Regions from separate parts of the Homo sapiens genome. Here region 1 is linked to region 2. Evidence: chromatin loops called from intact Hi-C (ENCODE). Cell type or tissue: Caco-2. All regions are shown on one strand. Links, peaks and the distances in the headings refer to the core of each region. The heading gives the core; the rest is flanking DNA. Region 1 overlaps ABHD4 (abhydrolase domain containing 4, N-acyl phospholipase B). Region 2 has its middle 3.0 kb from the start of SLC7A7.

Region 1 (2,906 bases), core at 122-2,621, 200 kb after region 2:
GGACTGTTGTGGGGTGGGGGGAGGGGGGAGGGATAGCATTAGGAGATATACCTAATGTTAAATGACAAGTTAATGGGTGCAGCACACCAACATGGCACACGTATACATATGTAACAAACCTGCACGTTGTGCACATGTACCCTAAAACTTAAAGTATAAAAAAGAAAAGTCAATATTATTATTATTATTATTTTGAGACAGAGTCTCGCTCTGTCGCCCAGGCTGGAGTGCAGTGGTGTGACCTCGGCTCACTGCAGCCTCGGCCTCCCGGGTTCAAGCGATTCTCCTGCCTCAGCCTCCCGAGTAGCTGGGACTACAGGTGCCTGCCACCACGCCCAGCTAATTTTTGTATTTTTATTAGTGATGGGGTTTCACCATGTTGGCTGGGCCGGTCTTGAACTCCTGACTTAGTGACCTGCCCGCCTTGGCCTCCCAAAGTGTTGGGATTACAGGCGTGAGCCACCGCGCCCAGCAAAAAACCGTCAATATTATAATAGCGAGAGGAGAATGTTTATCTTGAGATATTTCACCAGGATGGGGTTGAGACAGACCCTCAGAATCTCAAGTGGCTTTCTTGCTTCTGCCAGATAGACCAGGACCCTGAGGAAGGACAGAAAAGGAAGGGAGACTGAGAGAAAGGACCCTCCAGACCTCATCCGAGGACTCTGTATGAATTGAAAAGTCACAAAATGAGAAAAAATCTTGTGCACCATTCATTGGACATTGTGTTTGTTATCAGTTAAGAGTAGGAGTCTTAGGCTGGGCGCGGTGGCTCACATCTGTAATCCTAGCACTTTGGGAGGCCAAGGTGGGTGGACCACCTGAGGTCAGGAGTTCGAGACCAGCCTGACCAATATGGTGAAACCCCATCTCTACTAAAAATACAAAAATTAGCTGGGCATGGTGGCGGGTGCCTGTGGTCCCAGTTACTCAGGAGGCTGAGGCAGGAGAATTGCTTGAACCTGGGAGGCAGAGGTTGCAGCGAGCCGAGACTGCACCATTGCATTCCAGCCTGGGCAACAGAGTGAAAAAAAAAAAAAAAAAAAAAAGAGTAGGAGTCTTTTCTATCTGGCCATGAACTGTACCTGCAGGGTCATGGATCAGAATGGAAAGAGGTACTCATCAAGATTTCACCACCGTTTTGGCAATGAAACCAGACTACATTTTTAGCACACATACTTTGGTGTCTATACCGAGGAGGAAGTTAAATTTAGCACATTTTCTGCTAGTCGCTGAATACTGCAGTACCACCTGGGTCTTAAGTTGAGTCACAGTCCTTTTAATGTCTGTCTGTGGAATCTCTCCTTTTAAACTGCTAGGCATTTGAGGAGCCTGGATTTATGGTTCAAACTGTCACCATAAATCCTTAGTGCCCACCCAGAAACTGTGCTGATTGGGTAGAATGTTCATAGTAATTTCTTAGTCCCACCTAGTGGAATGTTAGGAATGTTCCTGTCAGATGGGGTGTGTGTCTGCGTGCTGGCTTGTGCCCATGCGTGCAGACCATGTAGTATAAACAGGGGACTCTGGGTGACCTTTCTCAGACTCTTCTTGCGTCTGCTCCTGAAGAATGTGTTTGCCTCGTGTTGAGTTGGAAAAAGCAGATCAGCATGTTGTGCTACCTCCAAAAAAAAAAAGTGATTCTGGAGCAAGCAGAATGAACTCTCAGGGGCACAGGCCCTACTCTACCCAGCCTTCTGGGTCAAATGTCAGAGACAGAGTCCCTTAGACCAGTTCCTGCAGACACAGGGCACCAGAATCTCCTAGGAATGTGTTTAAATGTAGATTTCACGGTCAGACTCCATTCAGGTTAACCAGATCAAACTCTAGGGAATACAGCTCAGGAATCTATATTTAAAAAAAAATACCCCCAGGTTGTTTTGTTATGTGACTGGGTTTGGTAACCACTGCCTCACTTGGCCCGTTCTTCAAGAGGGTGGTAGGGTCATGCAGTGTTGATATTAAGTCTTTTAGATTTTACCATCTAAGCATCTTTTGCATTTTTCCCCTCTCTGTGTCCATTAGCCCCTAGCCAAGTCCAAACTACCATCAGCTCTGGCCTGGACCACTGCAGCAGCCTCAAAGTTCTCATCCCCCTCTCATCTGAACTCCACAGAGCAGCCAGAATGGCTCTTTCAATCTCAGGCTGATTTTGTCACACTCCCTACCCCACCCTGACCCCCATTCATTTCCTTCCATTGCTTTTTAGAATGAACACAACATTCTTCATGTGGCCAGAGGATCTGCTGAGCTGGTCCCTACTGATCTCACCAGACTTCTCTCCCAGCCACCTGCCTTTGCAGTCGCCCCTCTCTCCAGACAGTCCTTCCCCTTTCCCTGGTCCTGCCTTCAGGCACAGCTGCCATCACTTCTGCAGGAGGTTTTCTCAATTCTCACGGGTAGCACTTTAGCAATTTTACATTGATTTACATAATATTTTGACTAGGTGCATCTCTTTGAGTGAACTGGAATTTCTCACAAAGGCAGACACTCTCTGTTTCTTCACTATTGCAGCCCTAGTGGTTGGCATGTAGTAAGCTCTATATACCTGCCTTCTCCTCCCTATAAAAATCCTCAGAGAAGACACAGGGTCCTGAGATGGATCAGAACTTTGTAATTATATTCAGGAGGAGTTCTGTCTATTCATTCATCATGACATGTGTAGTATCATGTGCTTTTTTTTTAAAATTTAGGTTTAATACATTTTCAATCAGCCTATGCACATGGAATATGCGCCATTTAGAACCGTGGAATTCTGGGCCCAGCTGGACTCAGCCAGCACAGAGCAAGCACTGTTAGTAATGATTTGAACACTTTTTTGAATACTTGGTATATCTCACTTCCCGTGGCATGATGAAAACAAACATTTATTGAACACGAACTATGTGCTAGATGTACCCTTTGTC
Region 2 (2,835 bases), core at 1-2,500:
CGTCCCCTGGCCCCTCCCCGCTGCCGGCCAGAGTCACACATGTGTTTTCCTGTTTTCCATTTCAGTCCCCGTTACCCTCTGCTTTTTCTGCTCCTCAGAGTCAACAGCTGTTGCAGCATGAGCGATACGCTTGGTTCTCCTAACTAGCACCTTCCCCTCTCCCCTGACTCAGCTGGTAGCCCCTCCTCCCCGCACCTGCCCAAAGGTCACTGGACAGGTAAGAGGTGGGAGAGGAGGGACAATGGGCGAGAGGGGAAGTGCAGGAGGAGGATGGAGTCCTAAAAATTGGCTGAATGGAGACCCAAGAGCCTCCTGTTTCTTGATCCCAGCCCTGTCCCTCCCTGGGCTGAACCTTCTGCCCAGAGACTTCAGCCCTTCCTTAATGGAAGCCCTGGCCACAGGAGTAAACAATTTCTTTTTTGTTTCACTTTTTTTTTTTTTTTTTAAAGAGACTGTCTTAGCCACAGTGGAATATAGAAAAACAAACAGAGAACTGGGGAGGGAGGAGCTGAGCTTCTAGCTTGGAGTGATGGGGAAATCTAGTCATACCAGAGTGTATCTGTTTTCTGTTTCTGTTGTTAGGGGAGGCAGCACAGACTGATTGGAGCCAGGAAGGCAGGACATGGGGTCTCTGGGAGAGAAAGTGTGTTCTTATAGTAGTTCCCTGAGCTTGGCTGAGGAGCCAAGACCCCGAATTATGTACTAGTTCCTGGAGAAATTGTGTTTTGGTGTTGTCATTCGAGGGTGAGGTTAGGGTGAGGGGCTCCATTGGCTGTCCTGCCCAGCACTGCATACTGGAGGCCCTGCTGCCAGTTTCTGAATCAAATTTCTTCCACAAGCTGTAGGATGAGTGTGTTGTCCTGTAATCTTCACTGGGTGTTCAGAGATGAATGCATCTCAGACAGGGAAAGGCAACAAGGGCTGCTGTTATCTTATGGGGTTTCTCATGTAAAACCTGGGGTGGGTCAGGCACGGTGGCTCACACCTTTAATCCCAGCACTTTGGGAGGCTGAGGTGGGAGGATCACGAGGTCAGGAGTTCGAGACCAGCCTGGACAACATGGTGAAACCCCATCTCTACTAAAAATACAAAAATTAGCTGGGCGCGGTGGCGGGCACCTGTAATCCCAGCTACTTGGGAGGCTGAGGCAGGAGAACCCGGGAGGCAGAGGTTGCAGTGAGCAGAGATTGTGCCACTGCACTCCAGCCTGGGGGACAAAGCAAAACTCCATCTCGGGTAAAAAAAACCCAAAAACCAAAAAAAAAAAAAAACCAAAAACCTGGGGTAGAAGAGCCCCTTTGGGAGAGCCTAGGGGTGTTGCTGGTCCCAGGCTGCCTGAATGGTGGGGCTGCCTGAATGGTGGAAGCATTACCCTAAGACCCAGGGTCTCAGGGAGAAATGTGAGCTGCCAAAGATGGTGCCTTCTTGTCCAGGGTGCTAGGTAGTGGTTGAGAAAAGAGGGGGTCTTCATGTTCTCAATGCATGGCAGCCTCCCTTGCCTAGTGCGCACGGGCAGACTGAAGTAGGTTAGAGTCCACTAGCACTTCCTGGTGCTACCACTAGGGCGTGCTGTTTGCTGGAGTGTGGGTTTTACCCCCAGCAGATTTCTGTCTCAAAATTCCACGGATAGGACTTCACTTTTCAGATGCTACCAGTCAGGAATGAAACCCTGTACACTTCTCTCTCCATTCCCCCTCACAGTTTTCCCTTCCTTTGTCCCTCCTTCCTTCCTTTCTTTTACGTCATATTAGGACACATGCCCACCCCTTGGTGCCAGTGAATTTGGTCTTAAAAGGGCAGGCGTGATGATGTGTTTGTGTTTTTTTTTTTGTTTGCTTTAGAAGTGGGCACCCTAGCAATAGCAGCACTGCCAAGAGGACTTGTAATCACCTCTTATCCCTGCAAAGAATGAGAAAGGGGAGGGGCAGCCAGGAAGGAGATTAACAAACTTTGTTGGAGCCTTTCGTCTAGGCTATAGACTGAAGGATGACAGAGGCTTTCTTTCTTTTTAATCTAGTCTGCTTACATCTTCCCCCAGGTAATTCATGTAGATAATTCCTGTCCAAAAGCAAGGTCTAAGGTGGCATCGGTGGCTCACGCCTGTAATCCCATCACTTTGGGAGGCAGAAGCAGGTGGATCAGTTGAGGCCAGGAGTTCAAGACCGGCCTGGCCAACATGGCAAAACCTCGTCTCTACTAGAAATACAAAAATTAGGCTGGGCACAATGGCTCATGCCTGTAATCCTAGCACTTTGGGAGGCCGAGGTGGGCGGATTGCCTGAGTTTAGGAGTTTAAGACCATCCTGGTCAATGTGGTGAAACCCCGACTCTACTAAAAACAAAAAAGATTAGCTGGGCGTGGTGGTGTGCACCTGTAATCCCAGCTACTCGGGAGGCTGAGGCAGGAGAATTGCTTGAACCCAGTAGGTGGAGGTTGCAGTGAGCCGAGATTGCACCACTGCACTCCAGCCTGGGCGACAGAGTAAGTGTCTGTCTCAAAATAAATAAAATAAAATAAAATAAAATAAAATAAAAATACCGAAATAAAAACACAAAAATTAGCCAGGTGTAATCCTAGTTACTCAGGAGGCTGATGCATGAGAATTGCTTGAACCAGGAGGTGGTGGAGGTTGCAGTGAGTCAAGATCGTGCCACTGCACTCCAGCCTGGGGGACAGAGTGAGACTCTGTCTCAAAAAAAGAAAATAAATAAAAAAAAAAAAAAATAAAAGGAAGGCCTAGAGACTAAGGCAGGCCAGGGGGATGGGGAGATGGAGAGATAGTATACTTGTGTGATTAAGAGTATATGAGCTCTGGAGGTTCCATGAGATAATGT

The links. A loop is a pair of places that touch in the nucleus more often than their neighbours do. Peaks named below come from ENCODE experiments on the same cell type or tissue, not always from the same donor. Only the 100,000 strongest peaks of a DNase experiment are listed, where the experiment ranks them.
Region 1: it touches region 2 in a loop (3-fold over the local background); 2 of 110 quality-filtered maps call a loop at or near these places.

Annotation. Positions count from the first base shown.
Region 1 is chr14:22,612,904-22,615,809 of GRCh38, reverse strand. It overlaps ABHD4 (abhydrolase domain containing 4, N-acyl phospholipase B), which reads right to left. Exons shown (of 7, transcript NM_022060.3): 7 at 2,847-2,906. Among named protein-coding and RNA genes, the nearest start is that of ABHD4, 16 kb to the right of the region's middle. In Caco-2, for the core only: no CTCF peak of the experiment used is centred there; a DNase peak (open chromatin) is centred at 1,479.
Region 2 is chr14:22,817,020-22,819,854 of GRCh38, reverse strand. It overlaps a transcript of SLC7A7 not described here. Among named protein-coding and RNA genes, the nearest start is that of SLC7A7, 3.0 kb to the right of the region's middle. In Caco-2, for the core only: a CTCF peak has its summit at 1,540; a DNase peak (open chromatin) is centred at 174; H3K4me3 peaks cover 245 bases.